2 separate regions of the Homo sapiens genome follow, and region 1 is linked to region 2. Evidence: read pairs that join two places in POLR2A ChIA-PET (ENCODE). Cell type or tissue: Panc1. All regions are shown on one strand. Links, peaks and the distances in the headings refer to the core of each region. The heading gives the core; the rest is flanking DNA. Region 1 overlaps CDR2-DT (CDR2 divergent transcript). Region 2 holds the start of MOSMO (modulator of smoothened).

Evidence for each region. ChIA-PET counts read pairs that join two places held together with the same protein. Peaks named below come from ENCODE experiments on the same cell type or tissue, not always from the same donor. Only the 100,000 strongest peaks of a DNase experiment are listed, where the experiment ranks them.
Region 1: POLR2A ChIA-PET joins it to region 2 with 5 read pairs; 2 of 35 experiments call an interaction of 5 or more read pairs at or near these places.

What each region holds. Positions count from the first base shown.
Region 1 is chr16:22,376,869-22,393,003 of GRCh38, forward strand. It overlaps CDR2-DT (CDR2 divergent transcript), which reads left to right. Exons shown (of 3, transcript NR_148970.1): 3 at 1,273-1,312. It also overlaps the pseudogene SLC68A2P. Among named protein-coding and RNA genes, the nearest start is that of CDR2-DT, 10 kb to the left of the region's middle. In Panc1, for the core only: no CTCF peak of the experiment used is centred there; no DNase peak of the experiment used is centred there; H3K27ac peaks cover 59 bases.
Region 2 is chr16:22,003,022-22,019,156 of GRCh38, forward strand. It overlaps MOSMO (modulator of smoothened), which reads left to right and starts at 5,090. Exons shown (of 3, transcript NM_001164579.2): 1 at 5,090-5,386. The coding sequence starts at 5,281. RefSeq lists a silencer at 4,882-5,121. In Panc1, for the core only: no CTCF peak of the experiment used is centred there; no DNase peak of the experiment used is centred there; H3K4me3 peaks cover 2,139 bases; H3K27ac peaks cover 1,522 bases.

The sequences.
Region 1 (16,135 bases), core at 6,868-9,367, 380 kb after region 2:
TAAAAAGGAAAGAATCCATGAGTCCATACTGACATAAATAAATGGGAGAGAAAAGAAAACTTTCTTACAGTAGGATGCCAAGCAAAAAATGTAGAAGGAATAACACTGTTAGAAAGTAATAATAATAATAAAAGAGGAATGGTAAACTCACAAATCCCTTTCTTCAAAAAGGCAAAATGTTACTGGCACACCTGTAGTCCCAGCTACTTGGGGGGCTGAGGTGAGAGAATTGCTTGAGTCCAGGAGTTTGAGGTTACGATGAGCTATGATAGGTGACAGCAGAGCAAGACCCTGTCTCAAAAAAAAAAAAAAAAAAAAAAAAAAAAAAGGCTGTGTACAGTGGCTCATGCCGTAATCCCAGCTCTTTGGGAGGCTGAGGCAGGCAGATCACCTGAGGTTGGGAGTTCAAGACCAGCCTGGCCAATAAGGTGGCCCATCTCTACTAAAAATACAAAAATTAGCCGGGAGTGGTGGTGCAAGCCTGTAATCCCAGCTACATGGGAGGCCAAGACACAAGAATCCTTTGAACCTTGGAGGCAGAGGTTGCAGTGATCCGAGACCGTGACACTGTACTCCAGCCTGGGCAATAGAGTGAGACTCTGTCTCAAAAAAAAAAAAAAAAAAAGAAAGAAAGAAAAGAAAGTGAGGTCCTGTAAAGCCTCTTCTACTGCCCTAGTTGTCCATCGAGATATTCAGAGTTGAAATAAGATCACTTCAAACAAACTATCTTAATCACTAAAGATAGAACCCTTTGGAAAGATAGCAAGTTGGATTTAGGAATAATTGGCAATGGTGATTTGTGGAAGCTAAAGGGCTAGAATCATGCAGGGGCATTTTTTTTTTTTTTTTTTTTGAGAGAGTCTCACGCTTGTCACCCAGGCTGGAGTGCGATGGCGTGATCTTGGCTCACTGCAACCTCCGCCTCCTGGGTTCAAGTGATTCTCCTGCCTCAGCCTCCCAAGTAGCTGGGATTAAAGGCGCCCACCACCACGCCTGGCTAATTTTTGAATTTTTAATAGAGATGGGGTTTCAGCATGTTGGCCAGGCTGGACTTGAACTCCTGACCTCAGGCAATCCACCAGCCTCAGCCTCCCAAAGTGCTAGGATTACAGGTGTGAGCCACCGTGCACGGCCCCCTTCACGATTCTTATCACTGATTCGCAAGGTTCAAAGTGCCCGCTGTTTGCTCCATCGAAAACAGAAGCTCATTTTGACTTCAAATGCATATTGAAATGTTCTTTAACAATTCTCCATTTTTTTTTTCTTTTTCAGAGTCTCACCATGTGGCCCAGGCTGGAGTGCAGTGACACCATCTCTGCTCACTGTCACCTCCACCTCCCTGGTTCAAGTGATTCTCGTGCCTCAGCCTCCTGAGTAGCTGGAATTACAGGCATGTGCCACCATATTCGGCTAGTTTTTGTGTTTCAAGTAGAGTCAGGGTTTAGCCATGTTGGCCAGGCTGATCTCAAACTCCTGGCCTCAAGTGATCCGCCTGCCTCAGCCTCCCAAAGTGCTAGGATTACAGGTGTGAGCCACCGCGCCCAGTCAACAATTCTCCTTTAAAAAAGAAAAGAAAAGAAAAGAAAGATATGGAGAATTAAAGTTTTTGAGGGTCAGGCGTGGTGGCTCACGCCTGTAATCTCAGCACTTTGGGAGGCCTAGGTGGGCAGATCACGAGGTCAGGAGTTTGAGACCAGCCTGGCCAACATGGTGAAACCACGTCTCTACTAAAAATACAAAAATTAGCTGGGCATGGTGGCGCATGCCTGGAATCCCAGCTACTTGGGAGGCCAAGGCAGGAGAATCACTTGAACCCGGGAGGCAGAGGTTGCAGTGAGCCGAGATCATGCCACCGCACTCCAGCCTGGGCAACAGAGTGAGACTTCCTCTCAAAAAAAATAAATAAGTGAATAAATAAAGTTATTGATAGTTTAAAAAAGCAAAAAAACCCACAAACTTTATGTCTTTTGGTGTGTTATTGGGTTGTTTTTAAGGACACTATTTAAGGAAACTTCTTTTCCCCTGGAAAATCTTGAACAAAAATTGCATTGAAAAACTGGTGTCAGTTTTCTGTGCTAAATTTGGTGAAGTTTCCATTGTTCTTTTAGAGTCTACTCAGTCATGGTTTAGAAGCAATCATAAGTAACCTCTTCAGTGACGTTAATATTATTTGGTTTAGTAGGTTAGTAAATAACCACCCAAGTTGATTCCAAAAGGAGAATTTATGGTGTTCATAATAATTCACCATTATTTAATGAACTTGCCCAGCCTAACTAACCATGGCACCATTTTGCTACTATTTAATTCTTTTTGTTTGTTTGTTTCTTCGTTTATTTTTGAGACAAGATGTCACTCTGTCACCCAGGCTGGAGTACAGTGGCGCTATCACAGCTCACTGAAGCTTCAACCTCCCAGGGCTCAGGTGATCCTCCTACCTCAGCCTCCCTAGTAGCTGGGACTACAGGCATGTGCGACCACATCTGGCTAATTTTTGTATTCTCTGTTGAGACAGGTTTTCACCATGTTGCCCAGGTTGGTCTTGAACTCCTGGGCTCAAACAATCTGCCTGTCTTGGCCTCCCAAAATGCTGGGATTGCAGGCCTGAGTCACCATGCCTGGCCAACTTTATAAGTTTTCTTTATAAAATATGTTGTGATAAATAAGATCAGATTCAGAAATCCTTTGTCTTCGGTTGTAAAGATAAAATGCTCTTGTTCTCTTTTGTTTTATTGCTATAGTAAAGTCATGTAAGGAGAGTTTTTAGGTAGCAATGGGGGCTTTAAAAAAATTGTAAGTGGTGATTTTCAGTTTGATACTTACAGAAATAAGTATTTACTATGATAACAGTAATCTATTTTTAAGGAAAATTTGTATTATTTTAATTATTTTTATGTACAGAAAACTTAACAGTGTACATTTAACCCAGTTTAGTGGCAAGTTCTTTAGCCTTTGCCCTTTCGAGCTTGGCGATACGAGCCACAGACTTAGGACCCAGGACGTTGCCGCCCCAGTGACGGTGGATCTCATAGTATCTGCCATTGTAATTGGGATGACAGTAATCTAAAGGAAAATATTAATGGCTCCTTTTGCAGAAGGAAATAAAGATTTCTACTTCACGCAATATGTAAAAACAAAGAGAAGTTCAGAATGTAGACTTTTTTAAATTTTTAATGTTTTAAATTTTTTTTTTTTTTTTTGAAACAGTGTCTCTGTTGCCCAGGCTAGAGCGCAGTGGCATGATCTTGGCTCATTGCAACCTCCACCTCTCAGTTTCAAGCATTCTCCTGCCTCAGCCTCCTGAGTAGCTGGGATTACCGGCACCTGCCACCACACCCGGCTAATTTTTGTATTTTTAGTAGAGATGGGGTTCCACCATGTTGGCCAGGCTGGTCTCAAACTCTTGACCTCAAGTGATCTGCCCACCTCGGCCTCCCAAAGTGCTGGGATTACAGGCGTGAGCCACTGTGCCTGGCCACGAAGTTCAGACCGTAGAGTTTTTCATAATGCAATTGAAACCTTATATTCTTATGTTTCGGACAGGCTGGGTACTTAACTTAAATCTTTGAAAAAAAAATTGAATTCAACTCTCAGAAAGCTTATGGCCTTTTGCAGAATTATAAGTTTACAAATACCTGCCATGCAACTTAGTGATAGATCAGATTAGAAAGGTGCAGCATGCTTCTTGTTTTAGCACGCCTGAAATAAAACTAAAAGAAACAAGAGTCCCTAGGTTTTGGTAGGCTAAATTTGTGTCTTGGCTTTTGATTCTACTGTCTCCCTTGTTTTTGACTCTTTTAGTAACCAAGCAACCTCTAGCCTCAGTCTTCATTCTCAGGGATGAACTCCTTAGAGTGAAGTCTTCACTGGTAGTTCCCAGCATTTTGAAATCTGAGAATTGCTTTTAAAGTAAAAAATGTTGGCTGGCCTCCACACAATAGTAGTTTTGAAGTGTTTGGGAACTGCATCATGATGAAAACAATCAGATTTGTATTTTTAATCATTATAGCAGAAGCTACAAACATTTTAAGAATACAAGTACACATGTGGACAAAACATTCTTTATTCTATAGACAATGCTTGGTATGCATATGGGTTTGATAACCCATTTTTGATAATTCTAGGACCCTGCCACTCATAGAATTAGAGTCTTCTTTTTTTTTTTTTTTTAATTTGAGACAGGGTCTTGTTCTGTTGCCCAGGCTAAAGCGCAGTGGCGAGATCATAGCTCATTGCAGCCTCAAACTCCTGGGCTCAACCAATCCACCCGCCTCAGCCTCCTGAATAGCTAGGACTACTGATCTGCACCACCACACGTAGCTGAATTATAATCATTCTTGGGTCTACTTGGTGCAAAGTGAAGTGTAGAGACCTTAAATAATTTGGTCATTTGAGCCAAATGCCAACTTCCTCCTTCTGACTTGCCCTCTTTTTCCCTAAGAAATTTGGCAGTGTAGACCGAACTGTCTGCTTAATTCTGTTCCTGGATCTACAAAGTTAAAGCGAGGCCCAAGGATTACTCAAGCAAGTAACATCCTTTGAGTTATCTGAATCTGTGTCTGTTTTCTGACTGAATAAGATGCAGAGACCTGGCTAAATATTCAAGTAAGCCAAGAATAGAACAGAAAGATCATGGTATTCTCTTTAAACTATAGTCAAGATTGAAAGGAAGATGAATCTATGCCTTCCTCTTGCTTGGTTAGCCTTTTCCTGTTTTCTACTTATAAAAATCAAAGGGTAAGACAGACAATAGGCTAGATTTAAGATAGGCCCATACAAGGATCTCAGCAAGGATCAGAATGTGTTATTTCTGTACCCATTGTAGTGATGTCCTTGCTGTCAAAGCTACAGAAGATCAAGAATAAGTCTTCAAATGCAAGTCTGTACTACTGAATGAACAACTTTAAACTAAGATGAGGGACTTATTTTCTTTTTGACTTGAGCAAAAGGCTGTCACCTTGTTGTTCTGTTTCTGTTGTACCCTACCAAGTAAGGAGGATAATAATGGCATAAACATATCTCCTTGACACTAGTTAATCATGTCCAAGCTCTTGGATGAATCCCACTTTATTTTATATATTTTTTTGAGGTGGAGTCTTGCTCTGTCGCCCAGGCTGGACTGTAGTAGTGCCATCTCAGTTCACTGCAACCTCTGCTTCTGGCGTTCAAGCAATTCTCCTGCCTCAGCCTCCCAAGTAGCTGGGACTACAGGTGCATGCCACCACACCCAGGTAATTTTTGTATTTTTGTGGAGATGAGGTTTTGCCCTGTTGGCCAGGCTGAAATCCCACTTTATAAGTTCGAAGAGATAGACAAAAATATAAGTGGAGTCATACTCTATGCAAACTAGGTTTCCTGGCGAGCATCTCAAAAAATATTGAGTGAATAGATAAGGAAGTAAGGTGTTAAATCTGGTGACATACTCACAGCTCGTAGGTTTGAACTCTTATTTGGCTAAAATAAGTACTGGCCAGCCATGTTTTGCCCCCCCATCCACTACTGTGTGCAGTGAATTTTAACCTTTTTTTTTTTTTTTAAACAAAGGGAAGAAGAGTTCCTCTGCATGGAAAATGACACTTTTAAATATCAAACCCATTGCTTGGGCATACTCTATGATGACATTAGGGACTGAAATGCTGAATTCTGTCTTTGGTTTCTACTATGTGAAACTTTTTCTACATCTGTACAAGATTTCAGAAGTGGCCTTTTATCAAGCCCAGGTGAGATGGAATCTTTACTGTCCTTTCACATAGGACAGATCTCCTTCCTTTGAGGGAAAGAGAGATTTTTATTTTTTATTTTACTTTATTTTCTTTTATTTATTTTTTTTGAGACGGAGTCTCACTCTGTTGCCCAGGCTGGAGTGCAGTGGCACGATCTCGGCTCACTGCAAGCTCCGCCTCCTGGGTTCACGCCATCCTTCTGCCTCAGCCTCTCGAGTAGCTGGGACTACAGGCACCCGCCACCACACCCGGCTAATTTTTTGTATTTTTTAGTACAGACAGGGTTTCACTGTGTTAGCCAGGATAGTCTCAATCTCCTGACCTCGTGATCCACCCGCCTCGGCCTCCCAAAGTGCTGGGATTACAGGCGTGAGCCACCGCGCCTGGCCTTTTATTTTATTTTTTGAGACAGAGTTTTGCTCTGTCACCCAGGCTGGAGTGCAGTGCACAATCTCGGTTCACTGCAACCTCCACCTCCCCAATTCAAGTGATTCGCCTGCCTCGGCCTCCCCAATAGCTGCGATTACAGGCCCATGCCACTACGCCCGGCGAATTGTTGTATTTTTAATAGAGACAGGGTTTTGCCATGTTGGCCAGGCTGGTCTCAAACCCATGACTTCAGGTGATCTACCCACTTTGGCCTCCCAAAGTGCTGGGATTACAGGTGTGAGCCATCGCGCCCAGCCGGAAAGAGAGATTTTTAAAAGATTGCTAGTTAAAATGTAAAGGCATTAGAATTTAAAGAATAAGCTTAGGTTGTCTGGAAAATTAATTTATATGGAAAAATCAGTATTATTACTAAGATATCCAGTCTCTGTCCCTCTCTTTTTTTTTTTTTTTTTTCTGAGACTGCTCTGTTGCCCAGGCTGGTATGCAGTGGTGCAATCATAGCTCACTGCAGGCTTGACCTCCCTAGGATCAAGCAATCCTCCTGGCTCAGCTTCCTGAGTAGGATGACAGGTGTGAGCCACCACACCTGGCTATTTTTTTTTTTTTTTTTTTTTAGAAATAGGGGTCTCACTATGTTGTCCAGGCTGGTCTCGAACTCCTGGGCTCAAGCAATCCTCCTGCCTCAGCCTCCCAAACTGTTGGGATTACAGGCATGAGCCACTGTGCCCAGTCCTAAAATATTCTGTTTTGAAAAGGCCCACAGTATTCACAAATTGTGTTGTAACTCATTACCAATTAGGTGGCAGGCTGGAAGAGTTCATGGTTTTAAAACCCTTATATTTTATAATGTTACTCATTTATTACCAGTAATAACATACTAATTAGATTTAATTTGAAATGCCAAACATTGATATTTTAACCTTTCCTAATGAAATTATGTAAAACTATGCCTTGGTGTAAACAGGCCATCAACCTTTGCAGAGGCATGGCCCTGTGTGCTGTTGTTGGAAGGCAGTCTAGCACAAGATTGAAAGCACATGCTATGGGGTCGTCTACCTTGGGTTAGACCCTGGCTCTGTTGTTTATTAGCTAGGCAAGTTGCTTAACTTCTCTGGCTCTCAGTTTTCTCATTTGTAAAGTCAGAGTAATACTTGCCTCAAAGGATTGTTTTTTGTTTGTGTGTTTGTTTGTGATGGGAGTCTTGCTCTGTCACCCAGACTGCAGTGCAGCGGTATGATCACGGTTCACTGCACCTCGACCTCCTAGGCTCAAGCAGTCCTCTTACCTCAGTCTCCAAGTAGCTGGGACTACAGGTGCACACCACCATGCCCAGCTAATTAAATAAAAAAAATTTTTTGGCCGGGCGTGGTGCCTCACGCCTGTAATCCCAGAACTTTGGGAGGCTGAGGTGGGTGGATCACCTGAGGTCAGGATTTGGAGACCAGCCTGGCCAACATGGTGAAACCCCGTCTCTACTCTAATACAAAAATTAGCCAGGCGTGGTGGCATGCGCTTGTAATCCCAGCTACCCAGGAGGCTGAGGCAGGAGAATCACTGGAACTCTGGAGGCAGAGGCCGCAGTGAGCCAAGATTGCTCCACTGCACTCCAGCCTGGGCAACAGAGCAAGACTCTGTCTCAAAAAAAGAGAATTTTTTTTTTTTAATTTTAGAGATAGGGTCTCGCTATGTTGCCCAGCCTGGTCTTGAACTCCTGGGCTCAAGCAATTCTCCTGCCTTGGCCTCCCAAAGTGCTGGGATTACAGACATGAGCCACTGTGCTCGGCTAGGGTTTTTAAGGATTTGATAAAATAATGCACATAAACACTTATACAATGCCTGAATACAAAGTGAATGCAAGCCGGGCGCAGTGGCTTATGCCTGTAATCCCAGCACTTTGGGAGGCCGAAGCCGGCAGATCACGAGGTCAAGAGATCAAGATCATCCTGGCCAACATGGTGAAACCCCGTCTCTACTAAAAATACAAAAATTATTTGGGCGTGGTGGTGCGTGCCTGTAGTCCCAGCTACTTGGGAGGCTGAGGCAGGAGAATCACTTGAACCCGGGAGGTGGAGGTTGCAGTGAGCCGAGATCGTGCCGCTGCACTCTGGGCTGGCGACAGAGCAAGACTCCGTCTAAAAAAAAAAAAAAAAAAAAAACAAAGTGAATGCACATTGGCTTTTGAGTAGTATTTGCTGTTATTAAATTTTTAAGTAGTTCTGAAAACAATGAGCTTTTCTACTGATCACCTTCGGTTACTTCACGTAAGTAAAAAAAAAAAAATCAGGGGTCATTTTTGTCTTGTACTGAGGGCAGTAATTTGTTCTACTACACTGAAACATCCTGTGTGTTTTTTTCTTCCTAAATAATTTTAATGATATGGAATGTTCTTAATGACCTGACTGGATATTTTCCCAACAACTCTAAAGCCAAATGCTGTTCAAGTCATCATATTTCTGTCTTGTACTGTGTCCCTTTCTATGCAGCAGCCTTCCTGCTCCCGTGGTTCCCTTGGAAATACTATCAAGAAGGTGACTGGCTTAGTGGACTTCACCTGGTGGTATCATTATGTGCATTTGATAGCATGCCCACCTGTGTCCAACAAGCCCAATGTAAACTGTTTGCAGAGATTTTCACTAGACATGAAAGTCGGCTTCAGCTTATTAAAATTAACCAAGTGGCATCACTTGTGGGCTCTACCAGTATCCTTTTCTATGGCCTGATCTCTAATAACATGGAAATTTTGCCCCATTTCCAGGCTGTTGCCATCGTCATTGCTTTCCTTGCTGCTGCCAGCCTTTACGCTGGGATGTATCACGTGAGGCGTTTCAAACCTAAAAGAAGCCCCAAAGAGAACCTCCTCTTGGAATCTAAACAGAATCTCGCCTGGACTCCTGTCATTTTATCCGTGAGATAGATCTTGCCCCAGAAATACTTTTACCTTTTTCTGATCATGAATTTCTTTCAAGTCTTTAATTTAACCTTTTTCAGCAACTTCATGATGATCTTTGCAGATATTCTCATTCCCAGAGATGTACTATCTTCTTCTATAAGGAGCATTATGTACGGGGCAGGCTTTATTTGCCCACAGGTATGTAATAGTTCTTTATGTTATTTACTATTATTATAATTATTATACTTATGTTCTCTATGATTTATAATTTGTGATAATTTTTCCTGCAGGGATTAGAGATTTAACTCTTAGCTGGATGATGATATTAGAAACCTGATTTCATCAGTAGTTTGAAAAAGTGACACACAGTTTTTTTTTGTTTGTTTGTTTGAGACAGTCTTGCTCTGTCACCCAAGATGGAGTGCAGTGGTGTGATCTCGGCTCACTGCAACCCTCGCCCTCCCAGGTTCAAGCAATTCTCCTGCCTCAGCCTCCTGAGTAGCTGGGATTATAGGTGCACGACACCACACCTGGCTAACTTTTGTATTTTTGGTAGAGACGGGGTTTCACCATGTTGTTCAGGCTGGTCTCAAACTCCTGACCTCGTGATCAGCCTGCCTCGGCCTCCCAGAGTGCTGGGATTTCAGGCATGAGCCACCGCACCTGGCCGACACACAGTTATTAAAAGACCCATAGATTCAGAGCTCCACATATCATACAAGATTCAGTAGAAACATAATGGAAAAAAGAGACAAGGTCAAGCCCACTGGCCCATGCCTATAATCCCAGCACTTTGGGAGGCCGAGGCGGGTGGATCACTAGAGGTCAGGAGTTCGAGACCAGCCTGGCCAACATGGTGAAACCTTGTCTCTACTAAAAATACAAAAATTAGCCGGGCTTGGTTGCGGGCACCTGTAATCCCAGCTACTCAGGAGGCTGAGGCAGGATAATCGCTTGAACCCAGGAGGCGGAGGTTGCAGTGAGCTGAGATCGCACCACCGTACTCCAGCCTGGGTGACAGAGTAAGACTCCATCTCAAAAAAAAAAAAAAAAAAAAGAGACAAAAGGAAAAAAGGAAAGAGTCCCCAATGAGAACCGAATAATGTGATATTTTAAACATTTTTGCTGTGGAATTTTGTTCCTCTCAGCTTTCTCCTTTAAGCCTCAGCAGAACTATGGAAGAAAACAGCTTCCTGTGAGCGTGTCGTTTTGCTTTATTTGGGTGTTTAAGACTTCTGTGACCATCACATGGAAGAACAGTTAGTTGATCAAGTTTCAAAACACTTGGCTAAAAGCCTGAGTCCTGGAATTTCAGAGCACTATTAAAATTCCATGGTCATGATCATTATTGTAGAGGTCATGTCCTCTTAAAAAAATATACTGGTCTGCTGCTTATACCATTTGGAGAGCTGATATGTTGTTCCCCTTAACCTAAATATGTCCTCTAAAAATATGACTTTATCTTGCCTATGATAAAGGTTTTTCCTGTTTTCACAAATGATAAGCAAAACATCTTAGCAATACTCTTCAGGGAAGAGGTTATTCTAGATAGACTAGTTTTTACTGTTTACCAGCTTTCAAAAATCGTTAAGCCATTTGGGATAGAAATAGTTCTAAAATGTTTTAAGTGTTGCCACAATTTCTTTATTTCTATTTATTTATTTATTTATTTATTTAGAGATGAAGTCTCGCTCTGTCGCCCAGGCTGGAGTGCAGTGGCGCAATCTCGGCTCACTGCAAGTTCCGCCCCCCGGGTTCATGCCATTCTCCTGCCTCAGCCTCCCGAGTAGCTGGGACTACAGGCGCCCGCCACCACGCCCAGCTAATTTCTTTGTATTTTTAGTAGAGATGGGGTTTCACTGTGTTTGCCAGGATGGTCTCAACCTCCTGACCTCGTGATCTGCCCAGCTTGGCCTCCCAAAGTGCTACGATTACAGGTGTGAGCCACCACGCCCGGCCTATCTCTTTATTTTTTTAGAGACAGTGTCATGCCCTGTCACCCAGGCTGGCGTGCAGTGGCACAATCATGGCTCACTGCAGCCTTGATCTCCTGGGCTCAAGCTTTCCTCCTACCTCTGCCTCCTGAGTAGCTGGGATCACAGGCGTGCACCACCATGCCCAGCTAAGTTTTTTATTTTTTGTAGAGACAGTGTTTTTCAAGACCAGCCATGTTGCCCAGGTTGGTCTTGAACTCCTGGTGTCAAGCAGTCCTCCCACCTTGGCTTCCCAAAGTGTTGGGATTGCAGGCATGAGCCACAGTGTCCGGCCCACCACAATTTCTTAAGCAAAGTATATAGAATAGAATTTGCCTGTCTGCTATTATCCCAATGTCTTTATAATTACTGTATGTGCCATAATAATGGTAATCCACAGTTTTGAGTGTTTACCCTGTGCCATGGACCATTGCCAAGTGCATTGTGTACATTACCTGACGTGATCCTCATAACAATCTTGGAGGAAGAGATTCTTATTCTTACAGACGAGAAAAGGGAGATGGTACCTTTAGAGCTGTGTACTTTAAGATTCTGTCTCTAAAATGTACTGTGCTTGCATCATTTATTTAGCAGAGTATATCAAATGGAATTTCATGTCTGGCTTATCAGTATAGTCCATGTACTGTGTATGCATGATAAAATGATGCTCTCCTTTCAAAGCAATTTGAAGTTTGTTTGCTCCTCTGTTTAACCACCCAGAATGGGAAGCTGTTTGAGTTCCTGTCTCTGCTTATTATTTGCTATCATATTCTAGGCTATATATGCTTTCTTACTTTAAATCATGTATAATACTTGCCTATAGTTTATCCTCTTCACCAGGTTAAAAAAAAAATTGTTAAACTCTTATGTAAGCCTGGGTGTGGTGGCTCATGCCTGTAATCCTGGCTTTTTGGGAGGACGAGGCAGGCAGATTGCTTAAGCCCAGGAGTTCAAGACTGGTCTGGGCAACATGGCGAAACCCTGTCTCTACAAAATATACAAAAATTAGCCAGACATACTGGTGTGCTCCTGTAGTCCCAGCTATTCAGGAGGCTGAGGTAGGAGGATCACCTGAGCCTGGGGAGGACAAGGCTGCAGTGAGCCGAAATCACACTTATACACTCCAGCACGGGCAACAGAGTGAGACCCTGTTTGTCTCAAAACCAACAAACAAAAACTCTCGTGTAAAGACAAAGAGTAGGCTGGGCGCAGTGGCTCACGCCTTTAATCCCAGCACTTTGGGAGGCCGAGGCGGGCGGATCACGAGGTCAGGAGATTGAGACCATCCTGGCTAACACGGTGAAACCCCGTCTCTACTAAAAATACAAAAAATTAGCCGAGCATGGTGGCGGGCGCCTGTAGTCCCAGCTACTCTGGAGGCTGAGGCAGGAGAATGGCATGAACCTGGGAGGCGGAGCTTGCAGTGAGCCGAGATCGTACCACTGCACTCCAGCCTGGGCGGCAGACCAGCCTGGGTGGCAGAGTGAGATCTCTGTCTCAAAAAAAAAAAAAAAAAAAAGTAGATTTTTTTTCTCTTAACTCAGCTCAAGAACAACCAGCAAAGGTAGATTTTTTAAAAACAGTTTTGTTGAAATGATTCACATACCATACCTCATTTAAAACATACAATTCAACAAATTTTAATATATTCATGGAGTTGAGCAACCAGCACTACAATCATTTTTAGAACATTTTTATCATTTTGAAAAGAACTAGTCAATTTTTGAGGAGTTGAAATTCTTGAAAGTACAATCTCATTGCACTTTCCCCTCATCCCTTGGTTACCATCAGTCTACATTTTGTCTCTATGGATTTGCTTGTTCTAGACTTTCATATAAATTGAATCATATAATATGTGGTCTTTTGTGACCAGCTTCCTTCACTTAGCATTTTTTTTACACTAGATGTAATTTGATGTACACTTAGCATGTTTTTAAGATTGTAGTATGAGTACTTCATTCCTTTTAATAACTTAATAAGTCATCATATGGCTATAACACATTTTGTTTATCCACTCCTCAGTTGATGAGCATTTGGGTTGTTTCTGCTTTTTGACTATTAACAAGTAATGCTGCCATGAACATTAATGTACAGGATTTTTGCACAGATATATATTTTCATTTCTTTTGGGCATATATCCAGGAGCGGAATAGTTGTGTCTCACATAGTAACTCTATGTTTCACATTTTGCGATACTGACAGACCATTTTCCACAATTGGTGCACTATTTTACATTCCTACCAATAATGTACAACGGGTCCAGTTTTTCCAAATCCTCACCAATACTTGTTATTATCTGTGTTTTTGATTATAGCCATCCTAGTGTGTGTGAATGACATCTCATTGTAGTTTTGATTTGCATTTGCCTGATAGTTAATGATGTTGTGCATCTTTTTATATGCTGTTGGTCATTTGTATATGTTCTTTAGAGAAATGTCTATTCAGGCCAGGCGCGGTGGCTCAAGCCTGTAATCCCAGCACTTTAGGAGACTGAGGCGGGTGGATCACTGGAGGTCAGGAGTTCAAGACCAGCCTGGCCAACATGGCGAAACCCCATCTCTACTAAAAAATACAAAAATTAGCTGGGCGTGGTGGTGGGCTCCTGTAATCCCAGCTACTCGGGTGGCTGAGGCAGGGAGAATTCCTTGAACCCTGGAGGTGGAAGTTGCAGTGAGCCGAGATCATGCCACTGCACTCCAGCCTGGGTGACAGAGTAAGACTGTCTCAAAAGAAAGAAAGAAATAAAGTAAAAGAGAGAAATGTCTATTCAGCCCATTTGCCCAGTTTTTAATAATTAGGTTGTCTTTTTATTTAGTTTACTAATACTCGAGTTGTAATAGTTCTTCATATTAATATATGTTTGATGCAATCTGTTATCAGATATTGTTTGCAAAATTTTTCTCCTGTGGGTTGTCTTTTCACTTTCTTTCTTGATGAGATTGAGAAGTATGAGTCTTCCTACTTTATTCTTCTTTTTCTTTTTTATTTAATTTAATTTTTTTTGAAACAAGAGTTTCAGTCTGTTGCCCAGGATGGAGTTCAGTGTCGCCTTGACCTACACTGCTCACTGTAGCCTCGACATCCTCAGCTGAACCAATCCTCCCACCTCAGCCTCCTGAGTAGCTGGGACTACAGGCATGCGCCACCACTCCCAGCTAATTTTTAAAAATTATTTTTTGTAGAGATGGGGCATCACTATGTTGCCCAGGTTGACCTCAAACTCCTGGTCTCAAGTGATCCTCCTGTCTTGGCCTCCCAAAGTGGTAGGATTATAGTCGTGAACCACTGCACCCAGCCTCGTTCTTCTTTTTCAAGATTGACTTGGCTATTCTGAGTCTCTTGCAAATCTATATACATTTTAGAATCAGTTTGTCAATTTCTACAAATAAGTCAGCTGGAATACTGATAGGGATTGCACTGAATTTGTAGATCAGCTTGAGTAGTATTGCCATATTAATGATGTTAAATCTTCTGATCCATGAACATGGGATGTTTTTCCATCTATTTAGATGTTTAGAAATTTCTTTCAATATTTTATAATTTTCCCCTTCTTTTGTTAAATTTATTCACAAGTATTTATTTGTTTATTTATTATTGATTTATTGAGATGGAGTCTCACTCTGTCTCCCAGGCTGGAGTGCAGTGGCGTGATCTCGGCTCACAGCAACCTCCGCCTCCCAGGTTCAAGCGATTCTCCTACCTCAGCCTCCCGAGTAGCTGGGACTACAGGCATGCACCACCAAGCCCAGCTAATTTTTGTATTTTTAGTAGATATGGGGTTTCACCATGTTGGCCAGGCTGGTCTTGAACTCTTGACCTCAAGTGATCCACCCGCCTCGGCCTCCCTAAGTGCTGAGATTACAGGTGTGAGCCACCATGCCTGGCCTTTTTTTTTTTTTTTTAATCTTTTAGAGACAAGGTCTCACTCTGTCCCCCAGGCTAGAGTGTAGTGGCATGATCATAGCTCACTGCAGCCTCAAACTCCTGGGCTCAAGGAATCCTCCCACCTCAGGTTACTGAGTAGCTAGGATTACAGGCATACACCACCATGCCTGGCTGACTTAATTTCTTGGTAAAGATGGAGTCTCGCTATATTGCTCAGGCTGGTTTTGAACTCCTGGTCTCAAGCAATCTTCCTGCCTCAGCCTCCCAAAGTGCTGGGATTACAGGTATGAGCCACTGTGCCTGGTCATTAACAGGTTTTAATATAAGCTTCTGTTTTTGTTTTTCATGCTTTATTTAATATTTGGAAAAATTTAAGAGTTGAAAGAAAGGCAGGATTTTTCTTGTAGCTTTATTGCAGTATGATTGACCTACAAAAAAAACTGCATGTATTTAAACTGTATAGTTTGATACATTCCAGCATATGTACACACCATGAAACCATCACCACAATTAAGATGGTTAACGTATCTATTATTCCCCAAAGTGCCTTTCTGCTTCTTTGTTAATCCCTTCCTTCCACCCTTCCCTAACCTCCCTAATTCTCAGGCAACTGTCGAGCTACTTTCTATCAGTATAGATTTGTTTACATTTTATAGGTTTTTATATAAGTGGAATCATACAGTAATGTACTATTTTTTGGTCTGGATTCTTTTGGTCATGTTGTGAGTATCCATATTTAATTCCTTTTTATTGCCAAGTAGTATTCTATTATGTGGGTATACCACAATTTGCTTTTTTTTTTTTTTTTAAATAATTCCTCCCCCTCCGCCCACGTTTTTTATCATTTCAACTTTTATTTTAGATTCAGGGAATATATGTGCAGGTTTGTTATGTGGGCGCATTGTGTGATGTTGAGGTTTGGGGTATGATTGATCCTGTCACTCAGGTAGTGAACATAGCACCCAATAGTTAGTTTTTTAACCCTTGCCCCCTGCCTTTCTAGTATTCCCCAGTGTCTATTGTTGCCATCTTTTTGCCATGAGTACCCAATGCTTATCTCCCACTTATAAGAGAGAACATGTGGTATTAGCTTGTCTGTTCCTGTGTTAATTTGCTTTGGATAATGGCCTCCAGCTGCATCCATGTTGCTGCAAAGGACATGATTTCATTCTTTTTATGGCTATGTGATAGTCCATGGTGTATATGTGCCACATTTTGTTTACCCAGTCCACCGTTGGTGGGCACCTAGGCTGATTCCATGTCTTCACTATTGTAAA
Region 2 (16,135 bases), core at 4,513-7,012:
TTTTCCTCCATCTTCCTACCAGCAGGGGAAGGGTAAGAGTTTGTGGGAATAGAGCCCATCAGCATATATGGTTCTGTGATGGAGCATATCAGTGCCTGGCCTCCCCTTAGTCTTCCCTCCACCCCAGGCTAAAAAGTGTCTTTAAAGCGGAGGTCTCTACACTCCACCAAGCCAAGTAAGCCAAGGTCACACTGATTGGTGGAACTGCAGGATACAAACTGTCCTGGGTGCTGTGCTGCCCAGATCCCCCTTCAGGGCTGAAAGACTTACACTTCCCACCCTCACTACTACTACTGGCTGGAAAGAACGCCTTGCCCAAGATCTCACCTTCCTAGATTAACTAGCATCTGGTGACTGGTCAATGCAGGGCCATCCCAGGTTCAGAACTCCCCACGTGGTCCACTGCAGCCTTACTTTTCCCTCTGCCCTGTCCTGCTTCATTCCTTTTTTTTTTTTTTTTTTTTCAGAGAGAGTCTCACTCTGTTGCCTAGGATGGAGTGCAGTGGAGTGATCTCGGCTTACTGCAACCTCCACTGCCCAGGTTCAAGCAATTCTCGTGCCTCAGCCTCCTGAGTAGCTGGGATTACAGGCACCCACCACCATGCCCAGCTAATTTTTGTATTTTTAGTACAGACAGGGGTTTCACCATGTTGACCAGGCTGGTCTCAAACTCCTGACCTCAGGTAATCTGCCCGCCTCAGCCTCCCAAAGTGCTGGGATTACAGGCATGAGCCACCACGCCCGGACCCTGCTTTATTCCTTCTTCCAAAGAGTAGATGCTAGGATGGATCACCTAATACCCAGGTAATAATGAGGTGCCCATCCCTGGTACAGGAGGAGCATAGCTAGCCTCTGGCAGAGGGAAACTCTAAGATGGCTAATTTTTTACAGGCAGTAAATGGGATGGTATACCAGGGGGAGAAAGCAGACAAGAGTATTCAATTACCGGGAAGGAATCAGGCTGAGACTTCACATCAGGGCAGGGAGGAACATTGGGCACCCACGTGATCTATTTAGGTGTCTCTTAGTACTCCTTTGCCCTATTTGGACAGTAAATGGACAAATGCAGCAACCACTGCCTGAGAAGTGCACAGCAACTAGGTGCTCAGGCTCTCTAAGGATGGAGGTCTAGACCACCCCATCACGCAGGCCACCTAGATCATCTGAGGTGCTGGCAGAAGGGAAGAGGTTTCTAGGATGGATAGAAGAGGGGACTGAAGGGTATGTTCGTTATGCCTCTAGATGAGCTGTAGCGGCGGCAGGAGCTGTAGTTCCCACTAACCCTCCTCTATATGTTTCCCACAGGAAAAGATTCCCCAGGGTCCTGAAAGTGCTGCTCTCCAAACTTAAGTAGCAAATGAGAGGCACAGCACCATGTGGGCACTATTGCAAATGCTGCACTACACTGCCTCGGTCAGGACTGAAGGACTATTCCCCGCCTACCGGGTGGGTGGTAGGTTGACAGATCTCAGCTGTCAGCCCTCTTGAGGAATTGTCTTTGTCTAAAGAGAGCTGCCCTCCAAGCTCCATGGCAGGTCAGTGCAGGGATGAAAAGACTTGGCCCATTTACTCCAACTCAGGCCAACTCAGCAGCTATCCTAGTTTCAGAACTCCCCTGGGGGTCTGCCAAAGCCTCCCATGACTGCAGCACAGACTGACTTCTCCCTCTTCCCACCCCTGCTTCCCTTTCCCCATAGGACTTGATTCTCAAAGGCTCTCTAATAAACTTTCTGCACTAATCAATAATCGCATTTCTGAGTCAGCTCAAAGGGAACCAATCCATGAAACAAACTGAGATTTGAGCCCGGGCGCAAGCTGCTAACTCTGGATTTAGTTTCTTGTGTCTTCTCTAACCCCAGAAACCCCAGGTACATGTGTGGTGCGTCCACCATGCTCTTGGCCCACGAAACCTAACCCCTAGGGAGACAGTGTGTTTATTGTCAGGCTGAAGATACTCCTTAAAGAGAAGAGTGATCACACAGTCCCTTCCACAGCTTTGCCCGTGGTCCCATCTGGATTCAGCCTCTTCTGGCCAAGGCCTGCCATCCATCACAATAGAGCATGCCATGTTCATGGCCCTTTAACAGCTGCAGAATGGCTGTTTATGACTTCAGGCTGCACAGCATATCTCCCTCCTGGAAGCCTTCTATGTTCTTCTGGGTCCCCAAGGCTTTCTGCCATAAGGAGTCTTGTGGCTCATTTCTGAAAAGTCCCAGCTGCTCTGCTTAGGGGTGGGTGAGAGGATGGGACGCTTCTGTCACCGAGGCCAGGAGTCTTGTTAGGCCAGATGGGGGTAAAAGGCCCAGAGAGGTGACATGGCTTTCCCAAGGTCAAGTCAGGAGCAGGGCAGGAACTAGAACATAGTTCTGTATTCTCTCTGCTTCACTCCATCACCTCTCCCAAACCCTTAGGGTTTGCCTCTGCTAAAATCTAGACTGAGATACAGAGAGAAGGGGACTGATCTGTCCTGCAGACCTCAGAGACTGGGGACTCTGAAACACCAGCCAGGCACAGTGGTGTGGGCCTGTAGTCCCAGCTACTTGGGAGGCTGAGGTGGGAGGATCACTTAAGGCCAGAAGTTGAAATCCAGCGTGGACAACATAGTGAGACCCTATCTCTGACAAAAAAAAAAAAAAAAGGAAAGAAAGAAAAGAAAAGAGCTATAGGGATAAAAAGAGGGATTAATGGGAAATCTGTAAACAGTTTGGCCCCTGCCAACCCCACCTCCCATTCTGGATGGTAGGAAGGTTTGGGATAGGTGACTATTCTCTGTACTGATGTGCAGCCATTAGTATGATAAAAATGTTTTAAATTCTTTTAACTCAATACTGGTTGTTCTTGTGCTTTAATCTTAGACCCAGAACCATTTGTAAAGGGTAAAAGGAAGAACTGTATTATTTATTTATTTTATTTATTAGAGACAGGGGTCTCACTGTGTTGTCCAGGCTGGTCTTGAACTGCTGGACTCAAGTGATCCTCCCACCTCAGCTTCTGGAGTAGCTGGGATTATAGGTGCAAACCACCACGCTTGGCTACTTGTATTTATTGTAAACACAAGAACCCAATCATCATCATTCTATTCAGCTGGAGTTAGAATATGTGCAAACTGTTCAAACATTCAGCCCTAGGATTCTTCTAAGCTGGCCAGTAGAGAACATCAGTGGATATTATCTGGGAATTTAGTCCTGTATAGTTACAGTTTCTTCTATCACTGGGCAATAGAAAACCCCAACAAGAAGCCAAATATGACTCAATTAAATTTCTCCAGTACTTATTTAAAAAAAGAAGAAAAGAAAAAAGAAACTGAAGACTATTGCAGTAATGTGATATGCATTATATCTGGATCCTTGGAGTATATGAATTATCTTGTGTCAATTTCTGTGGCAGAGGAAAAATAAATTGTATAATAACAAAAAAAAAAAACCTTTCCCCCAAGAGACCAATGTTTGGACAGAAAAGTCAATATAGACCAGCAATCAAACCCTTCCTTCTCCCAGCTATGTAGTGACACTGATACTCTGTTGCACATTTCTGCAAGGCTGTTGGATTTGGTGGAATTTGAAACCTCCTGAATTTTGTGGACATGTAAGCATTCCAAAAATAGAGACAGATGTCACTCTTCTAGGTCCTTCTAGAGACGACCTATGTGGCATTTAAGGAGAAAATGAGTGTTTCATCTCCATCTGCTGCACGGAGTACCATTAGGGAGAGCTGGATCAAACGTCAGGGTTAGTGGTGATTCGGCCCATGAGCTGTGGAAGAAAAGAAAACCTCCACCATAGCATATGCTGACAAATTATGCAAATGCCTTATTTTCCTGTTTATTCATCCAACTTAAGACGCTGCACACACAACTCAGTAAACGGGATCATAACACCTGGTTGCTCAGGTCAAAAACTTATTCTTGAGTTCTCTTTCAACTCCTTCCCCATTATCAGCAGGTCCTTCCCTCTATCTACAAAACATCCAAATCTGTCCATTCCTCTCCATCTTCACTACTCTCACCCTAGCCAAAGCTACACTTCTCTCTCGTGGACTACTTGGCCTCTTAACTGGCGTCCCTGTTGTCATCTTTGCCTTTCCCCCATACAAGCTACACTATGGATCTTCACAGATTAAGTAAGATCATGGGATTCTGCAAACACCCTCCATTGCCTTCTCATTGCACTCAGAACAAAATCCAAGGCCCCCAAAGCCCTACACCTAGCCTCTGCCTACCTCTTGTCATACTACTCTCCTGCCACACAGGCCATTTTGCAATTCCTTGGACACGCTGATCTCTTTCTGCCCCCCTCCCCTAATGATCTTTGCATTGGCTGTTCCCTCTGTCTGGTCTTGCGCCAGGTCTTCAAAGTGCAGATCTTTACGATCGTGATGGTCTCAGCGGAAATGCATCCTTCCCTATCGCAGGTATCGCTCCGACTCCCATCACACTGACCTCCATTGAATTCAGGGATCTGCACCTGAAATTATCTTTATTTTACAGATAGGTTCTTAATGTGTTTCTGTCTCTTCCCACCAGAACGTGAGCTCCCCAAGAGCGGGCGCCTTGCCTCTGTCCACTCCAGCACCTCTGCACCTACAACGTCTGACGAAGAGGGGTTGTCGAAAGCTATTTGCTAAATGGGGCAATCCTGGGAGCTGACGGCCGCGGAACGGGCAATGAGAATACAAGGTGACAGGGACCGCGCGGGGCCCGGAGTCGCTCGGCGGGAGTCGGGGCCCGCCTCCTGCTGGAAGACGGGCAGCTCCCCACTCTCATTCCAGTTTTGCTTCTGAGGGGCTCAGGAGGGGCCGCAGCCTGTGCCCAGTCATCAACATCAACAATCTTATTAGTGGGCAGAAAGCCAAGAGGTGGCGTGGCCTGCCAGAAGAGACCGGGACCCGGGCAGGGACCGGAGCCGGGCCGGTCGGGTCCGGGTCCAGAACGTAGAGGCGGGCGGTGCGGGGAGGGGCCCAGGGCGGCCGGCCGAGCCGGGAGGACGGAGCTGGGGCGCGGCGGCTGGGGAGCCGGGACCGGCCTCGCCAACGCCGCGGCTTCGCTTCCGGGTGAGGGGCGGGCGGGCCGAGCAGTTCCGGGGCGGGCGGCGGTTCCGTCTGTGCGGGCCGCGCCGCGGCTGCTGGTCCCGGGCGCGCGGAGGGCGCGAGCGGCGCGCGGGGGCCGAGGGGGCGCGAGGCAGCGGCGCGGGGACTCCGGGCCCCGGCGGCGGCCCATGGGGCGGGAGGCGTGAGGCCGCTGCCTGTCCGGGGCTCGGGGGGTGGGGGGAGCGGGGCGGGGAGATGGATAAACTGACCATCATCTCAGGATGTCTCTTTCTGGCCGCCGATATCTTCGCCATCGCCAGCATCGCCAACCCGGACTGGATCAACACCGGGGAGTCTGCGGGTGAGCCGCTGGCGCGCCGGGCCGGGCGGGGGATTGGCTGAGGGCGACGCGAGAGAGGGGAGACCCGGACTGAGGAGAGGACGGGGTGGAGGGTCCCGGCCGGAGGCTAGCCTGAGGAGACCGGGGGCGGAGGGGAGACCCGGGCCGCGGAGGAAAGGGATGGAGGAGAGGAAGCCGCCGGGCGCCAGCGGGACCCCCGGGCTGAGGGGAGAGGCGCCCCAGGCCGGGTGAAAAGTGGCCGAGGAGACCTGGGCTGGGCTGGCAAGTCCCGGACCGGGGAGGAGGGGAGCAGCCCTCCGATGTGAGGGATCGCAGAGGAATGAGCTTCGTTCTGGATTAAAAAAAAAAAAAAAAAAGTCAAGGTGGGAGACGGGAGGAAACTGAGGCTCCTGCAAGGGAATTAGAAACCAGGCGGAGAGGCTAGGGCTGAGAGTGAGGCAGCCTGCGGGGCAGTGCGGGAGCCACTAGAGAGCTGGTGGGCGAGGGGAGGCCGAGAGGGATCAGGTCCGACCCCAGACCCTCCACCACCAGAGGAAGCTGCGGCCGGGGGCGAGCCCGGGCTGCGGGCGCTGACCCCACCAGGCAGGGTGAATGGTGGGTGCTGGGAGAGCTGGTGGGGTTGGTGGGAGTGGGGGGCGCCGGATTGGAGCCCCTCTGCACCGCCGCCCCCGCCCATCCCCTGCCCGCTTGGCAATGTTTGAGAAGCTTGTGGCTTCGGATTTTCCCTTTGAAGTGTGTATGTGGTTATAATTCTGCTTTATTTTAGGCCCGGGAGCTATAATACTACTAATAATAAACCTCATTTTATGGAGCGTCTTTCATTCCAGCGCATCACAAAAACGCTGGAGAGCTCTTAATAGTAGTTACAAAATTAAATAACACATTACAGTTGCAGGCAGCCCGGCAGCGGGAGCAGTGCTTGCTGTACCACCACGGAGCTGTGGGCGGGAGAGGCAAGGTGGTGCCCTCGGGAAAGAGGCGGGCATCTTTCTGAAGGGTACCCCAGGTGAATGCGCTTCCAAGATTTTTCTCAGCTTGGGCCACTTCTTTCCCTGTTACCTCTTCTCCCTCCCCTCTTCCCCCGCCTCTCTTTCTCCCTCTCTCCCAGACCTGTGAGACCAAACCTTAATTAATGTAAACAGCTGTCAGGAGAGCTGCTCCGATTTAAGGAATGGTCTTGTTTTTTAACTGCTTGTTCAGTGCAGGTGAAGGAACTTTTGGAGGGTTGGGAATGTCAAGCTCCCTCCATGGATAATTTCTTATAAAAATGCGGCCGGGCGCGGTGGCTCACGCCTGTAATCCCAGCACTTTGGGAGGCCGAGGCGGGCGGATCAGGAGGTCAGGATTTCGAAACTAGCCTGACCAACATGGCGAAACCCCGTCTCTACTAAAAATACAAAAAAAAAAAAAAAAAAAAAAAAAAAAAAAAAGAGAATTAGCCGGGCATGGTGGCGTGCACCTGTAATCCCAGCTACTCAGGAGGTGAGGCAGGAGAATCGCTTGAACCCGGGAGGCAGAGGTTGCAGTGAGCTGAGATTGCGCTACTGCACTCCAGCCTGGGCGACAGAGCGAGACTCTGTCTCAAAAAAAAGAAAAAGAAAAGCATCACTGTGCTGTCAAAACTTAATTTTTAAGTATTACTTATGGTTCTGTATTTATCCTGCAATATTTTTAGCTCTTAGAAAAAAAGTGGTAGCTGGGACATTTGTTGCTTCCTCCTCCCTCCCTTCTCTCCCCCAATCTAGACCTAGTAACACAAAATCATGCTGTCATATTCACTGGTTATTAAAATAACACTCTAAAAATTCTGCTACTTTTCTTGCCCATAGAGTTTTAGCAGAACTCTTAATTGTAAAAGATATGAAGAATCAGGATGGTTTCGAATTTGGTGGTACTATGGGCTTTGTTTATGAAAATATTGTTGCTGCCCGACAACTTAACACGGTTACATGTATGACATCCAGTTCGTGACCTGTTGATGTTTTTATCCTACTTACATGTGTATTGACTCCTTTTATGAGACTTTCAGGCTTCACGTACTTAGGGGAAAAGGGGTTTCGGTGCTGTAGCAGAAGGAATCTTTTTACAAAGAAGTTTTAGATAGAATCCCAATAGATAAAATAGACTAAATGACCATGCAAAAGATATAGTTGAAAGAGAAGAATTGTTACATATAAAAGAGAAGAAAGATAAGTGATAGCATAACGTTCCTAAGATGGAAAAGGGCATAGCCGGGCGTGGTGGCTCATGCCTGTAATCCCAGCACTTTGGGAGGCCAAGGCGGACGGATCACCTGAGGACAGGAGTTTGAGACCATCCTGGCCAACATGATGAAACCCTGTCTCTACTAAAAATACAAAGAAGTTAGCCGGGCGCGGTGGTGCATGCCTGTCATCCCAGCTACTCGGGAGGCTGAGGCAAGAGAATTGCTTGAACTTGGGAGGCGGAGGTTGCAGTGAGCCAAGATCACGCTACTGCACTCTGGCCTGGGCGACAGAATGGTACTCCGTCTTAAAAAGAAAACAGAAAAAAAAAAAAAAAGGGCAAGCTCCTCTTGTATTCAGAAGAAAGCAAGGATAGAATGAGTATAACTCTTTAAAATTTGGAGGCAAAATTGGCTGTGAGTTGCCATGGAGATAGGAGCAATGGATGTCCAAGGTCTGAGGAAATAGAAACTGTTCGAAATAATTGCAGAGAAAGCTTGCCAACGGTGATAAGTAGGTTTGTCTAGCAGCACTGATGCGTCGTGGAAGTTGATGGTCATGAACATACAGTGTGATAACCTATCTGCCCTCTTGACCTTTTCTAGTAGTGCTATGTCATTTTGGTACTAAGGTAGGTGAATTTTCCAAGTGTTCTTGGAAATAAGGAAACATCAAGAATAATGTAAAAGCCTCATATACAATAATGAATAATAAAGAATAATGTGAAGGCTTCATTCAAGGTTGGGGTTTGCCAGATACATTGCAACAAAATGACAGAGCAGCCAAGGTATTTAGGATAGTGGCCAAAGTATTGTAATGATGGCTTATGGAGTGTCAGCTGGATAAAGAGTGAAAATGAATAAAAACTAATGGATTGTTCAGTCGAATAGCAGATGGTACAATGGTACATGGCCAGTAGAATAGGGGACCCAATAAAATTGAAGACCAGTCAGAGTGGGAGTGATCAATCCAGCAAAGTGGAATGGCAGGGGATCGTAGGCACAAGGTCCAGAGTGTAACAGTGACAATGTGTGGCTGATGTGGGATCGAGGAAGTGATTGTTTTTTTTCTAAAAGTTTTCCTTGCCATCTCAGGATACCACTCCGTTAAATATTATGGCTAGAAAGAGGAATAAGAGATACTAGGAACATAGGAAATTTTTAAAATTCTTATCTAGCATGTATTTCTTACCTTACATATGTCAGGCAGTAAACCCCCCAAAACATAAAACGAATGGGACAGTATGTTCCTTGGTTTACCGTTGTGCTTGAGCTTGTATGCTGTACAGTCTCACCTGAGCAGGCAGATGTAGTCCTGAGTTAAAAAAAAAAAAAAAAAAAGTGCAGAGTTACACCTTCCAAATCAATGAAACATTTACAAGAAGTTCAAGTAAGATCTCAGTGGTGACAGGTCTAGCTTATTTCAAGAGCTGCACAAAAGCCACTTAACCTGGCAACAAAAAGTTAATGTGTTGGTTCCCTTTGGTGTATTATATTCAGTCTATTAAAGTTTTGATTGTGATGTTTTCATTGCAGTTTTTATACCGGATAAAATGTATTTTAGAAGTAGAACTTTTGGAGCTGAAATAGTCTGCAGAATGTAGCTTGAAAACCACGGCAGTGAACTACTAAGGGAAAGTTTCAGAATTCAAGTCTAGACTTCATCACTTCGTAGCTCTGTAGCTTTAGGGCAGGTTCTTTAGCCTCTCTTTGTCTCCGTTTCCTCCTGTGTAAAGTAGGGATAATAAAAGTATCCATCTCACTGGGATATTTTGATAATTAACTGAGTTAACCCATGTCAAACATTTAGAACAGTACCTGACACACAGTAAATGCTCAATAAAAATTACATATTGTTATATTGCTGTTCTAGTTTATAAGAACAGGTGTCAGAATCCAGTTTTGAAATGAAAGCCCAGAACTGTGAGAAATGATGTTTTTCTCTATTAGATGTTCTAGGAAATAAGGAAACATCAAGAATAATACAGCCATGCTTAGAACAAGTTAAATATATGTCCCTCTTGGCTTTGGACTTTCTCTGTCACTTCCGTGCTGTTCTTCCTCTTCCAGTCTCTCCATACTCTAATCTCTGTTCTCAGCTTCTACTTGAACTACCATAGAAGGAATAGAAAAAAAAAAAAAAAAAAGAGTAACTTCCTGAAGTCCCTATTGATAAACTGTTACTATAAGATTATGGACCATACTTTGGACAGCAGAGTTTTTCATGTTTTTATTGTCTTGGTCTAGATACAGAGAAAGTACATCCCTTTTATTTTCACCTGTGTGATTAACATTTCATCTACTTCTTGTAATGGCTTGTGGATTATGCACAAACTTTTGAAGATCTGAAACATATTGTATGTATGGGGGAAGGCACTCTAATGAAGACTGTTTGTGTTAGTGTAACCAGAAATATTAAATGTAGATGAATACAGTGGCAAAATTACATAATTCTGCTATGCTAAGGTCAAATTTCTGCTGGTTACTGGAACTCAACACCAATAGGAATATCTTTGATTTTATATAATGCTTCATAGTTTTTGAAGCACTTTGACATCCATTACTTGATCTGATTCCTTAGGATGTTTATATTTGGCCAATGTAAAATAGTCATTTTCACATTTTCCCCCACATGGTAGTGCTTTGCATGTGAGATTTGAGTTTCAGTGCTGCAAAGATTCCATTGAAGAAAATTCTTCACTGAAGTATTACCTATATGTTATTTATGCACACCTTTTACTTATCTTAAATGAAATTAAAATTCTTCAGTGGCTGGAGGTTTTCCCAGATTACAGAAGAGGGAAAGAAGGAGACTTGGGGGTCTTTGCTTTGTACAAGCTTCTTAATTTCACTGTCACTCTCTTCTCACCCCTGAAGAGACTTTTTGTCAGGGGGAAAAATTAGTGTTAGTTAATTTTAACAAGATAAACAGTTAAGTAAAGCTGCGTCTCTGATAAATATAAATGGTCTGCAGATCCCTTTAGTGAGGAAGGCATTATCCCCTCACAGCAAGGATTTCAGTGACCGTAATCCTAATCATCCTAGATAGATTTGCCTTATGTTCTTTATGAAGATTTCCAGATGTTCCCCAAAAGTCTCTTTCAAGTAGCTGAAAGAACTTCTCCCTTATGTCTCGTCAAAATTTCCCTAAAGTGGTTATCATATTCATGTTATAGTTTGTCATAACGAAGTTAAGGTTAGTGTATTCATTTCTGAAGATATTTTCATTCTTGTTGTTTTTAAAATTGTCTAGATGGGATGTTACTGTTTGGGGGGGGGGAATCTCAAAAACTGACATGTTTTTCCCTGCTTGTATTCTGAACTAGTTGAGGGGCAAAAAAGAAATAAGGTATTTAGGGGCTAAAATATTATTTTATTACTAAGAAAGAGGATATTGGAGAATGTCACTTACATTTGGGGGCACGTGACGTCCTACTCCTGGACCTTAAAATTGAGCAGACTTAACAATCCAGTCCCAGACAGAACTGGGGGAACTGCCCCTATAACACTTCCAGCATGACAGAGGAGAGATGAGTGCTTCCAAAGACAAAATGTTGGATCACATATGCCCATTTTCTCCTAAACTACCAGTCAGATGAAGTCAGTCCTTGTGACCTGACAAGGATTGAGTGAGGAGACACAAATGAGCTAAAAGTATTATGCCAACAGGATTCTGTCCTCTCCCCCGGTCTCCATTGCTCATGGATAATAAAATCGGGAATAAGGAGAAAGCCTTATGTGTTTAAAACCCACTATATGTCTAGCATTTTGTGAGGAAGAGTTTTCATTTTCTTCAGGTCTAAAGATTGGCAGGTGTTCAGGGAAGTGAAAGCCTTGGTGAGGGGTATCATTTCCTATTCTGCTACCTCCTACCTACTTCATAGGAAAATCTGGTAAACCTCAGATAAGGGACTGTGGTGCTTGACATCTATCTCATAAGGGTTCAAGATCTACAGGTAGATCCCAGCCTATGCACTGGGGATCCTCAGTTTAAAACACTAAAATTACAAGTTGCTCAAGCAGACCTGTTTATTAAGTAATAGAAAATGATTAAATCATTAGTCCTTTCCCTGGAACTGTAACAACTTCAAAGGTCACAAAGGTACTTTGACATGAAAGAACTCTGTAACATCAGTTGTTAAACAAACCTATCTCAAACTTTATTTTATTAATCACTTTGGACATGATTTATAGAGGACAGGATTTGGTTACCTAAAAGGGCAAACATTTTGAGATTGTGTTGTCCTTGAATTTAAAAAGCATTAATAATATTTCTTCATTGGCCTTTTGAGCCTATTTCCAGTAAATTTTTTTTAAAGAGCTTTATTGAGATGTAATTCACATAATACTAAAATTCATCCATTTAAAGTATACAAATAAAGTATTTAAAGTATACAAATCAGTGGCTTTTAGTATCTTCATAAAGTTGTGTGCTACCATCACCATAGTCCATTTCAGAACATTTTCATTACTCCAAGACCAGGCTAAGAGGTGCCTCTTAGCCTCCTAGGCAACCCCTAATATGCTTTCTGTCTGTTGATTTGCCTATTCTGGACATTTCCAATCATAGAATCTATGTGATCCTTTGTGACAGGCTTCTTAAACTTAGCATAATGTTCTCAAAGTTCATACATGTTATGACTTTTTTTTTTCTTTAAGAGACAGGCTCTTGCTGTGTTTCCCAGGCTCAAACTCCTGGGATCAAGCAATCCTCCAGCCTCAGCCTCCCAAGTAGCTGGGACTATAGATGCACGCTGCCACACCTAGCTATGTATTTCTTTTTTATTGCCAAGTATTCCATTATATGGATAGACCACATTTATTTAGCCATTCATCAGTTGGTGGACATTTGGACCACTCAGTTTTTTACTTCCAAGCATAAAAGTCTATGAAGATAAAGTGATTAAAGATGTTTTTTAAATGTGATTTTTTAAAAAGTGACATTATCAGTATAATCTATTTCAGCATATCAAGTAATAATTATCAATAAAAATTCAAAAACCGGTCTTTTTACAGTACTCACAGGACATGCTTAAAGCTTGAGATCATTTATGATACTGTGAATTCCCAGAGTGGACTAGATTTTCCAATAGGAAATTAGATCTCCTGAACAAAGCATTAATATTTCCTTTACAACCTTAGTTCCAAACATCATCTCTTTTATCATTACCAACAGAGATGGAGCCACTTCAGAATTAAGACTATAAATAAGCCTAAATGTTTTTGGAGAAGGGGAATTTAGGATGAAGAACATGAACAGCAGGCATGAGTAAATGGAAATCACTAAAAGAAGGAAATTCAGAAGAAAAAAAATTAGAGTAAAGACTGCTGATGCATTTGTTAGATTGGCCATACTTATTGAGTCCTTCCTTATTTGGCTGCCAGAACCCCTTTCAAATTTTGCATAGTAATAGTTACATATATCAGTTCTCCACTGTTCTGCTTAGTGTGACCAAAAACATCATTGTTTAATCCCTTTCCTGGTAAATACTGAGTTTGTATTGGAGTTGCAGTATAGTAAAATGGTTCTGTAGGATTTGGAGTCAGGCATATCTCTATTTGATTCTTGGATTCCTTTTTTATTAGCTTTATGATTTGGGGCATGTAATTTGATTTTTCAGCTATAAAATGGAGACAATACATTTACCTCAAAGGATAGTTGTGAGGAGATAAAATGTGGCATATAAGAGATTAGCACATTGTCCGATACTTAGTAAATGCTCAAATGTTAGTCATTTATTACATAAAAGCTCAAAACATCTGGATTTTTAGTGTTTCCCTTTTGTACTGTCTGTCTTATTTATTTACTTATACCTGCCTTGTTCCAGAAAGAGATTTAAGGCAACATAATGTGTCTGTATTTGAATGTTCGTGAACCCAGCTGGGTCCAATCTGGGAAGAGAGACTGCATAGTCAGTTGTTGTGGTAATACACACTTATGGGACACATGTAACTACCAAAACCAAGGAGTACTTGGGTTTTTATGTTTCTGGAACAGATTGAAGAGGTTTTCTAAGTGAAAGACAGCCTAGCATAGTGGAAATGGCACACGGGCTTTGGGGCAAACCAACATGTAGCCAAGTCCCTGTCCTACTATTTACGAGCCGTGTAATTGATCTTAGACAAGTTGCAGTTGAGGGTTTTTATTAATGAAAATTATATCATTCAGACCTGATTAATACCTCTTTCAGCACTTCCAATAGTTATGCAGGTTTAGACTCCAACTTTGTTCTCCTGTGGGTTAAAGAATATTAACCACAGTGTATTGTTAAGATCATTTAGTTCAGAGGTTAGTTTTAAAGGAATTTAAGAGCTGGTAGTACAGTTGGAGTATCAAGTCAATTTTTCTCACCTCAAAGTGTGAAAATAAGTTTGAAATATATGAGATAGTTGGTTCTTTATAGAAACCTGGCAAGCGATATAGCTGAAGATTTAGTTTATGGAATAAATTTTTTTCTAGTTACTAGCTTCTGTAATGCAACTGTGAGTTCATTTTTTCCATAACCCATTTCAATGCATACTTAGGTGGTGGGCCATATTGCATAATCTTATAGGGGAAATTTAGACATGTAATGAAGTGTTCCTGTTTATGAAATTGTCACCATTGAATTATAAATAAGAACTTGTTCGTGCAACCTGAATGCATAATTATTTACATAGTGACCGTGTTTGATATGCTTCTCTAAGAGACCCAGGAAATTAGGTTGTACGGTGACAGCAGTGACAAGTATATAGGTATAAATTTCATATTTACAGCTTTACCTTTGTGATGGTTTATATAACATGACATTCATGTCTTTTTGGTTGTCAGAATGTTGTATTTTCAAGTTCTGAAGCTACACCTTTTTTTCCAAGTACTTTCTAGAATTCCCCGCCCAACTAAGCAGCTAGCAGCTTTATAATTAGAAAACCTGATCCGATTGATAACAACAGATTGAAAGTAGCAGTTATTTCATCCTTTATCAACTACAAACTGATGAAAAAGTAATGTTGGGAAAGCTGTTGTAGAAATCCTAAAGAGGCTTAGATAAGAGCCATGAGGAAACCTGAAGATCTTTGAATATCAGGATACCTAAAAATAGGTACCTGGATTAAAACCATTTTTCAATAATATACCCTTACTGTGTATTTCACCTAAATTTACTGTGTTTGTAAACTTTACTGTGCATTCTCTTGTTAACTGCAAATTACACGGAGGAGAATTCTTGCCAAATATGCAATGAGCAAGTAGAATGTGACGTTCCTTTGGGGTTTATTGCTTTAGAGTTGACAAAAAAAAAGAGCATTTGGGTTTGGGTGTTGCTATCAATGGTACTTACATGTATTTGTGAATATGTACCAACTAACATGTATAGTTTGCTTAAGGGAAGTTTCAGTGTGTGACTCCAGTTCACTTTTGAAGCAAACTGACAAATCTTTGAATCACTGCTTTTTTTTTTAATTAGCAAAAGGCTGCACTTTGTGTGTCTCATTATACTAGCTTTGCTATAAATAAAATATCACATTTGGCATTTTGACACTTGCCGTTGTATATATTGAGCAAAAAGGCAGCTGTTGACTTTTAATATAGATCTGTTCAACTAGGGACCATATTCTACTATAGTTAGAGATTAAACAGGAGTAGAAAAAAATGCAGTTGGGTGGGTCAAGTAAGAAAAAGGAAGAACAAAATTTCATTATTGCAATATATTCACAGTAAGTTGTTTACCTGGAACATGGTTGGGTCCAATTTCAGCCATAATAATAGAAGTTCTTTTCAAAAATAGGCCATGTTCAGATCAGTTCTGCTGACCAGGCCACTGACCTCCAAAGACAAAAATCTTTAAGGCCACTTAGACTGTCAAAGAGATATGACCATTTGATTTATAAGGTACCATCATTTTGATAAAAGAAATCTTTAATTTACTATGAATATTTTAAAAATCTTCCCATAGATATTCCCTATGCGATTGGACTTCATTCCAGACCATCTTGCAACAAATGCTATTGACGTATTTGTGGTCTGTAAGGAATCTGTACTGAAATAATCAGAGAGATTATGTTTAAGCAAATGAAAAAAGTCCTTGAGGTACCCTATACCCTGGGAAGATAAAATTGTATCTTGCATGTCTTACATCTTGTGAGTATGTACCAACATATGCATAGGATCAGGCAATCAGAGAGGAGGTGGAATTTGAGCTTAACAGATGATACATTTAATAATGAGTAATAAGGAAGACTTGGGTGGTTCTTGTTCTTGAAAAGGGAATGGCATGAGTAAAGGTAGAGAGGAGGCAGTGAAATTTCTATTCCAGTCCATTTCTCTGTATTGCAACTTACTTTATCTTTCTAAAGAACAAATAGAATAATAAATACTTGTATAGCATTTACTTTGTGACAGATTCTTTTCTAGACACTTTACATGTGTTAATTGATCCCCACAATGCCCCTGTGTAAGTGCTGTTATTTAGACAGCCTCATGAAAATACAGAGAAGTCACTTGCCTAATGTCACACAGTGGATCCTGGCTCTTAACTATTGCATGTGCTTGTACCAGAAACCTTCAG